Regions from separate parts of the Homo sapiens genome. Here all the other regions are linked to region 1. The links are chromatin loops, found by intact Hi-C in ENCODE. Cell type or tissue: gastrocnemius medialis. All regions are shown on one strand. Region 1 overlaps ATG7 (autophagy related 7). Region 2 overlaps ATG7 (autophagy related 7). Region 3 overlaps ATG7 (autophagy related 7).

The links. Hi-C counts contacts between places; a loop is a spot of excess contacts. Peaks named below come from ENCODE experiments on the same cell type or tissue, not always from the same donor. Only the 100,000 strongest peaks of a DNase experiment are listed, where the experiment ranks them.
Region 2: a loop joins it to region 1, with 6 times the contacts of the local background. A loop is called at or near these places in 10 of 110 quality-filtered maps.
Region 3: a loop joins it to region 1, with 4 times the contacts of the local background. A loop is called at or near these places in 10 of 110 quality-filtered maps.

Annotation. Positions count from the first base shown.
Region 1 is chr3:11,378,407-11,380,906 of GRCh38, reverse strand. ATG7 (autophagy related 7) reads right to left here. Exons shown (of 21, transcript NM_001349232.2): 19 at 855-935. Among named protein-coding and RNA genes, the nearest start is that of ATG7, 110 kb to the right of the region's middle. In gastrocnemius medialis, a CTCF peak has its summit at 1,500; no DNase peak of the experiment used is centred here; H3K4me3 peaks cover 552 bases; H3K27ac peaks cover 2,098 bases.
Region 2 is chr3:11,467,102-11,469,601 of GRCh38, reverse strand. The region is part of intron 20 of ATG7 (autophagy related 7); the gene reads right to left. Among named protein-coding and RNA genes, the nearest start is that of VGLL4, 180 kb to the left of the region's middle. In gastrocnemius medialis, no CTCF peak of the experiment used is centred here; a DNase peak (open chromatin) is centred at 1,531; H3K27ac peaks cover 2,133 bases.
Region 3 is chr3:11,508,284-11,510,783 of GRCh38, reverse strand. All of the region lies in intron 20 of ATG7 (autophagy related 7), which reads right to left. Among named protein-coding and RNA genes, the nearest start is that of VGLL4, 130 kb to the left of the region's middle. In gastrocnemius medialis, a CTCF peak has its summit at 1,510; DNase peaks (open chromatin) are centred at 602, 858 and 1,503; H3K4me3 peaks cover 539 bases; H3K27ac peaks cover 2,500 bases.

The DNA.
Region 1 (2,500 bases):
CATCCCTAGAATTCTCTTTCTTCCACAGTGGCAGACAGACGAAGGCTACACGAAAAATAGTTCCAAATTGTAACTGAGAAGCCACAGTTGGGGATTAGTGGTCACCAACATTATTTTGTATAGCACTTCAACATGAAAATCTTTACTTATCAGCAATCATGAGCCTTAAAAGCCCAGGTCAAGTCGCTGGGCAGCAGAAGGCTGAAAGGAACACTTGAAAGGAAATCAGCTATCACATACAGTGTGCATGTAAAAATCACTCAGATGGTATCCGAAAGCCTATTAAAACACGAGATGCCATCACTGTAGTTTTGAGATATATCAGCCGTTTCACATTACGATGGCTAACATACCAGCTCTATTTTTAGAGCTTCTGGAAAGATCAAAGCTGAAGGGGCCCTTTTAGTGGCTCCCCATCCAGGCCCCTAATCTCTGTTTACTTTTTCTTTGTAATTATGTGGATCTGCAGAAGATGCATAGCCAGGGCCGCCTCACCCTCAGAGTAACGCTTTAAAAAATTGCTCTATGAGGGTCCTGGCTAGGAGGGAACCCTCTGGGGAGGAACAAAGAGCAGTAAAGTTCAAATTCAAGACAAAATTAGCATGATGCAAGTATTGATACAGAGTTGAAATATTTTAACTCAGTCTCCCTACACATTTTCTCAGGCTGGTTTTAAACCACTGTGAGAATGAATACAGATCCATGAAAACAAAGTCCTTTCTGAGGGTTTAGACCCCACCCTTCCCCCACAAAAAGCCCTTAGTTGGTTTCAAGGGCTCCAGCTGGTGAGGCTGCGGTCAAATGCTGACCCGCTCACTTTTAAAAACAAGTCCCTCCAATACAAAATGACTTACTTTGGAAGAACAAGCTGTACATTTGTCAAATGCCAGGCTGACGGGAAGGACATTATCAAACCGTGAAAGAAATCCCCGGATCTAAAAACAAACAAAACAAAACAATTCACATCAAACACACAACGACCACATCTATGAAATGCACGTCTGGTTTCTGACAACAAGTAGGAAATGATTAATATGGCGGCCCGGAAAGAGATTATGAGCAAAAATAAGTTCGAAATGAGTATTTTCCCTTGTAACGTAATCAGTTTGCAGAAGAACTATATTAGGTCCTTTATTCCATTAGGAGCCAGGGCTTACAAGCTTTTCAAATATTTCTGACCTAAAAACAAACTGACTCTAAAATACAAAAAGCAAGCTGTAGTATCTAAAGTATTTTTTAACAAATGTCTTCCAAAATGTTGAACAGGTCCACTGGTATACTCAACTCTTAAGCTCCCACATGTGTTCTAGTGAATATGGGGTAAATACACATTTCTATGACATGATTTTGGGTGGGGTCTCACAAGGAAAGATGGCTTGGGGGACTGTGGAAGGCCGAAATGGCCCTAGACATATATCCAGTTATTTGCTTGATTTGGAACAGATAGAGATAAAATGTAAAACATCATCAGATTTATGGGGAAACAGCACCACCTTGAGCATAAAATTCTGGACTACAACTGAGTTACATTTCCAGAGTATCAGCTATAATCAGGTTTCACAAACTATAACTGAAGTAATTTATTCAGAACATTATACCTGTATATACTATACTTACACCAAAGGGGGAGCTTTAAGCTGTTCTATATATCATAAAAATATGAATGGTAACATCTCTAAACTCTCCATAGGACTCAACGTTTATAATAAACCAGACAACACAAATATTATGAATTAATTTATTTGACCTTTCAAATTCCCCATTTTATGTTGAAAAACCTCAGGCTCAGGAAGAATGGCAACTTGGCTCAGGTAAACAGTAAGTAATGGAGCCAAGACTCAAAAATGGACCTCCTGATGTGAACCTGCCCCCGGCCTGAGCTTCTCTGCTTCCCTCCCTCTCAGAATACCACAGCGTTTGTCTTCAACACTAGGTCTTCTCACAACTTTAACACTCTCACTTGAACAGAACAGAAGACCCGATCCACCACCGTTTAGCCATCCTATTAACACCATGCCCTCTCCCTCAAATCCCCCACCCCCCGAAAAACAAACAATTTGACAAACTATTTAAAGAAAAAGGCTTCTTTTGAGTTTTGGATAACTCCATCCTGATGCTCACACTGTAACAGTGTTAACTGTTTGTGCATACTTCTCTCTGGAAAAAAATCAAACCTGGAAAAACATGCCTACAGCAATTTTTTTTTTTTTTTTTTTTTTTTGGAGATGGAGTCTCACTCTGTCGCCCAGGCTGGAGTACAGTGGTGTGATCTCAGCTCACCGCAACCTCTGCCTCCTGGGTTCAAGTGATTCTCCTGCCTCAGCCTCCCGAGTAGCTGGAATTACAGGCGCCCACCACCACACCCAGCTAAGTTTTTTCTATTTTTAGTAGAGATGGGGTTTTGCCATGTTGTCCAGGCTGATCTTGAACTCCTGGCCTCAGGTGACCTGCCTGCCTCAGCCTCCCAAAGTGCTGGGGTTACGGGCGTGAGCCACCGCGC
Region 2 (2,500 bases), 89 kb before region 1:
CTCCCATCCTATACTTCCTCAGGTGAAAGGCCAAGTGTATCATCACTCCTTTAAGAGTATGGAGATGAACATTTTGTCACAGAGGAAAGAAAATCAGTGGACTAATAGGTAGGTTTGTTGGTGGCATGATTTTATTTTACTTTTTTTTTTTTGAGGTGGAGTTTTGCTCTTGTTGCCCAGGCCGGAGTGCAGTGGCACGATCTCAGCTCACCGCAACCTCCACCTCCCGGGTTCAAGCAATTATCCTGCCTCAGCCCCCCAAGTAGCTGGGATCACAGGCATGCGCCACTACGCCTGGCTAATTTTGTATTCTTAGTAGAGATGGGGTTTCTCCATGTTGGTCAGGCTGGTCTTGAACTCCCGACCTTAGGTGATCCACCTGCCTCGGCCTCCCAAAGTGCTGGGATTACAGGCATGAGCCACTGCACCCGGCCTTATTTTACTCTTAAAGCCAGATCTATAGCTATATTTTGTTCACAGAATTGCCTGCTACCCTCTTCAACCATCTCATCTTCTGTTGACAGGTCAGGACTTGATTCACAATGGGCCTAGCTTAATTGTGTAAATAAGCAAACTCAAGAAGAGATGAGAGAGCCATCATGCAACAACCCAACAAGATTGGGCAGCTGTGCACCGCTTCAGCTTTTCCATCCTCAATCTGCCCACACACAGCCTGGAGGGCCAGAGGGGCAAATGTGCAGTCTACAAACATTACAAAAATACATTAGGTCCACTCAGGGTCATGGTTCCAAATCTATTTTAGACCAAAGATGGTATCTGTTGAGAGTCTGATGAAACCGAGCCTCCCTGGCTGCCCATAATACACACACGTAACATTTTGCGTACAGTCCCTGGGCATTCAGGAAGCATCCCCATCCCAAGCCCACCTGTGGTCCCACAGGCATTTAGAGGAACAGGTCACAGGGCTTGAAAGAATGAAGTAGTGGGGGATCAAGAGTTCCTCTTTCTAGGGCTGTGTTTTCTCCATGACACAGTTCATAGCATGAACGTCCCTCTCTGTGGGGATCGAGAGGGCTAATGAATGATGTGAAATCCAGAGCCCAAACACTGACCTGTCAGCTTGTCCTCAGTGGCCCAGTGCCTAAGTCCCAGCAGCTGTGGAAAACTTCAGAATCTTATGACTTCCAAGGTGGTAAGTAAATAAAAGTCAGAGGATGGACTGGGGACATGGAGTGGGGAGGAGGATAGGCGAGGCATGATCCAGGCCTTGGAAAAAGCCATCAGTTCTTCCAGGGAAGTGGCGGGCTGGCCTGTGCTCTCCCACTAGCTCCACTTACCCCTTCCATTCTCATTCTTCACTTACGCAGAGACTGCAGATTCCTCGGGTGATTGGTACCAAAATCCAAATGGTAAAAATAATTTGCTAAATACCTTCCTAGACAAATTGAAATCCAAGACCTTTCTGAGCTGTGTCCAGCCATACCTCAAAGGGCGAGCAGGGATGAAAGTCACGCTCTTCTATAGCTGAATTTCTGACTCAGACTTCTGCCTGTCAACCTTCTGATGTCACAAGTCAAACTGTGCCATCAAAGGCTGAGTAAGCATCTTTTGGAAATAGAAACTCAACTGTAAGAACACCAGTATTTCCAAACGCAAAACAACTCTGCCCAGTTTCCAAGTCAGCTACTGTATATAAATTTAGCCATGACACTGGGGGAGGAATTCTTTCTAATTCTGTATTATTTTGGCAAAAAAATTCAAAGGTAAAAATATTAAGTAACAATAATGTACCAGTTACTTTGTTAGGCAAGACATATAAAGCAGTAAATAAGACATATAATGTCTTTGCCTTTATGGGGATTATATTTGAGTGGGGCTGGGGTGGTAGACAGAACACAAATAAATAATAATGCCAAACGGTGATAAGTCCCACATAGGAAACAGGACAAAGGAATAAAAAAATAGGGCCAGGCGCATTGGCTCACGCCTGTAATCCCAGCACTCTGGGAGGCCAAGGCAGGTGGATTACCTGAGGTCAGGAGTTCAAGACCAGCCTGGCGAACATGGTGAAACCCCGCCTCTACTAAAAATACAAAAATTAGTCAGGCACGATGGTGGATGCCTATAATCCAGCTACTCGGGAGGCTGAGGCAGAAGAATCGCTTGAAGCTGGGGGGCGGAGGTTGCAGTAAGCCGAGATCGCACCATTGCACTGCAGCCTGGGCGACACAGGGAGACTCCATCTCAAAACAAAACGAAACAAAACAAATTACGGTTGAGGTAATATTTTATGTCCATTTTACGGATTAGGAAAATGAGAACAACAGGTTAGGTGAGTTGTTCAAAGACTTCCCAGCTAATAAGTAGTGAATTTAAACTCAGGTTGGTCTGACTCCAGAGTTGTTACTAACCACTGCCCCATGCTATCTCTTTGGCTTCCTGAGAAACCAAAGAATCTGCAGAAGTGATAGGGTTAAGAAGCCATCAGTTTTTTTTGTTTGTTTTTGTTTTTTTCTGAGATGGGGTTTCACTCTTGTTG
Region 3 (2,500 bases), 130 kb before region 1:
ATTCTACCCCAAGCCTGGAAGTCTGACTGCCAAGAACAGTATGGCCAAAAACACTAGGTGAAAAAGAAAACAGAATCCATTTTTGTTTCATGTTGAGAATGTGCTGTTTTGCAGCATGAAGCCCTGGGAAGAGGATGTAAAGAAAGGACAGTCCTCCAAGGCGAGCCTCTCCCAGCTGACAGCCTGCTTTTACTGTGCTGGATGTGGGCGGCGAGTTGCACAAAGAGCGAGGGGACAGCTTTGGAGATGGGGGGTTGAGGGGGTCAGGACATCCTCCCTGAAGGCCTGACCAGACAAGGCAGCATCTGTATCACTGGGATGGGGGAGGGGGTGGGGAGAAAGAAGACCTCGAATGAGGCCCTTTGGTTCAGTAGCAGTAACTCAGATTTTTTTTTTTTTTTAAACTGGGGCAGGGACAAACTTACAAAGACAAATAAGAGGTAATAACACAAATTATACATTCAAGTATGAATGCAAGGAATTGTTCTGCTTGAGAGCTGGTAGAGATCTATTTCAGGACAGGCAGCCGACTCCTGAGTGCAGGTGGCCTGATGGGCGGGGAAGGTGCCATTCTTGGGCCGGATGAAAGAAAGATGATCCTGAAAGGGGGTAAAGATATATGATTTCAGGCAACTCTGTGTCAGGCACGTACCTTCCTTCTAATTTCTGCAGACACCAGCTGGCTGGGGGAGGGGCAGAAGATGGGCGGGCAGAATAAAGAAAGGATCTCCCTAGTCTTGGAGGAAAACAGGGGAAGCCAGAGGGAGGAAGTTGTTCTGGGTTCAAAGAAATCAACTTAGAAAGCTTCCCTGATAAAAATAGCCATTGGCAAATCCTAGTCTATTTATATCACCCATCCAAGATCACTATCAGGATCCTGGGCTGAATCACAAGACCCAGTAAATAAGTATGGAGCGCTGGCTGCCTGATTTATGGGAAGATATTTAAACACCACTGGAGCAACTGAGTCAGGGAAAATTTGAGTGCTGGCACCAAACGGTACATTTACAAGTGGCTCTCACTTTACAGAAATAGATAGGTTCCTGAAAAGTTGGCTATAAAATGAATTCAATTAACAGAATCATATTTTCCTAGTGAATCACATCTTAAAATTAGAGATAGATTGGGGGAGGGGTGGCCAAAAAAAACCAACCACACCAAACAACTGTGCCTCTGAGACTAAATAAAAATCACTCTTCATTCAGCAAACTCTAAAACGTCACTTACTTAAAAGGCCATTATAAACGCTCATAAAATACAAACAATTTGTCAGCAAACATGTCTATGTCTGTGACATACAAGGAGTTGCACCAGGCTTTGTGGAGGCTTATAAGACACAAGTGGCTGGCCATCAGGAGCTCACAATTTGGCACTTAAAAAAAAAAAAAACCACACTGAAATTCATGTTGCATCAGAAAAAAAACAGCTCCCTGGATGTAGACAAATGTGCATGCATGAGGGCCTGCCTGGCCCTTTAAGTGTTATCTGGGCCGGGAACAGCTCGGCTCCCTCCTGCCGGCAGCAGCCAACCAAGTTGGCCTCTAAGTACTGCTTTTCAAACTCTATGTTTATAAGCTAAAAGCTGTTGGCCATGTGGCGCTGCGTCATAATTGCTTATTTATTTAACTAACTTGGAAAGAAAAAAAACCAACCCATGACCTGGGTGTTTTAATAAAATAAGAAGAGTTAAGGTACTTAAAGCTCTCTGAAAAGTTAAAGGCCTGCACAACCCAAGGGGGTTGTTATTTTAAAGTTTAAAGGGCATTTGCTCAAGGGATCTGTTTGTTTGGAAAAAGTCTGTCTCCTTCTACTTATGCTCTCTTGCACATAGAATATTGGTCATTGGTAACAGGAGCAGAGATCTAATTTGTTATTAATTTGTTATTAGTTTTGTAAGTGCAGATCACGTTGTACCGAGTTTGCTTTAAGCAAGAGACAAACACACTTCAGAAGCCAACACTTGTGAAGTGTTGGCTCTGTCAGCAACTACAGGCACAGAACTGAGGATTATTAGTTCAAAATAGGCTACATAGGGCTGTGCATGGTAGCTGACACCTGTAATCTCAGCGCTTTGGGAAAGCAAGATAGGAGGATCACTTGAGCCCAAGAGTTGGAGACCAGCCTGGGCAAGATGGTGAGACACTGTCTCTATTACAAGAAAATAATAATAATATTAGCAGGCATGGTGGTACACCAGCTACTTCGGAAGCTGAAGCAGGAGGATCACCTGAGCCCAGGAATTTGTGGTAGGCAGTGAGCTATGATCAGGCCACTGCATTCCAGCCTGGGCCACAGAGCAAGACTCTGTCTCTTATTTAAAAAATAAAGCTATATCCCTTAGACCAAGCTTGTCTAACGCATGTGGCCCAGGATGGCTTTGAATGCAGCCCAACACAAATTTGTAAACTTTCTTAAAACAGTATGAATTTTTTCTTTTTTTTTTTTTTTAAGCTCATCAGCTATCGTTAGTGTATTTTATGTGCGGCCCAAGGTAATTATT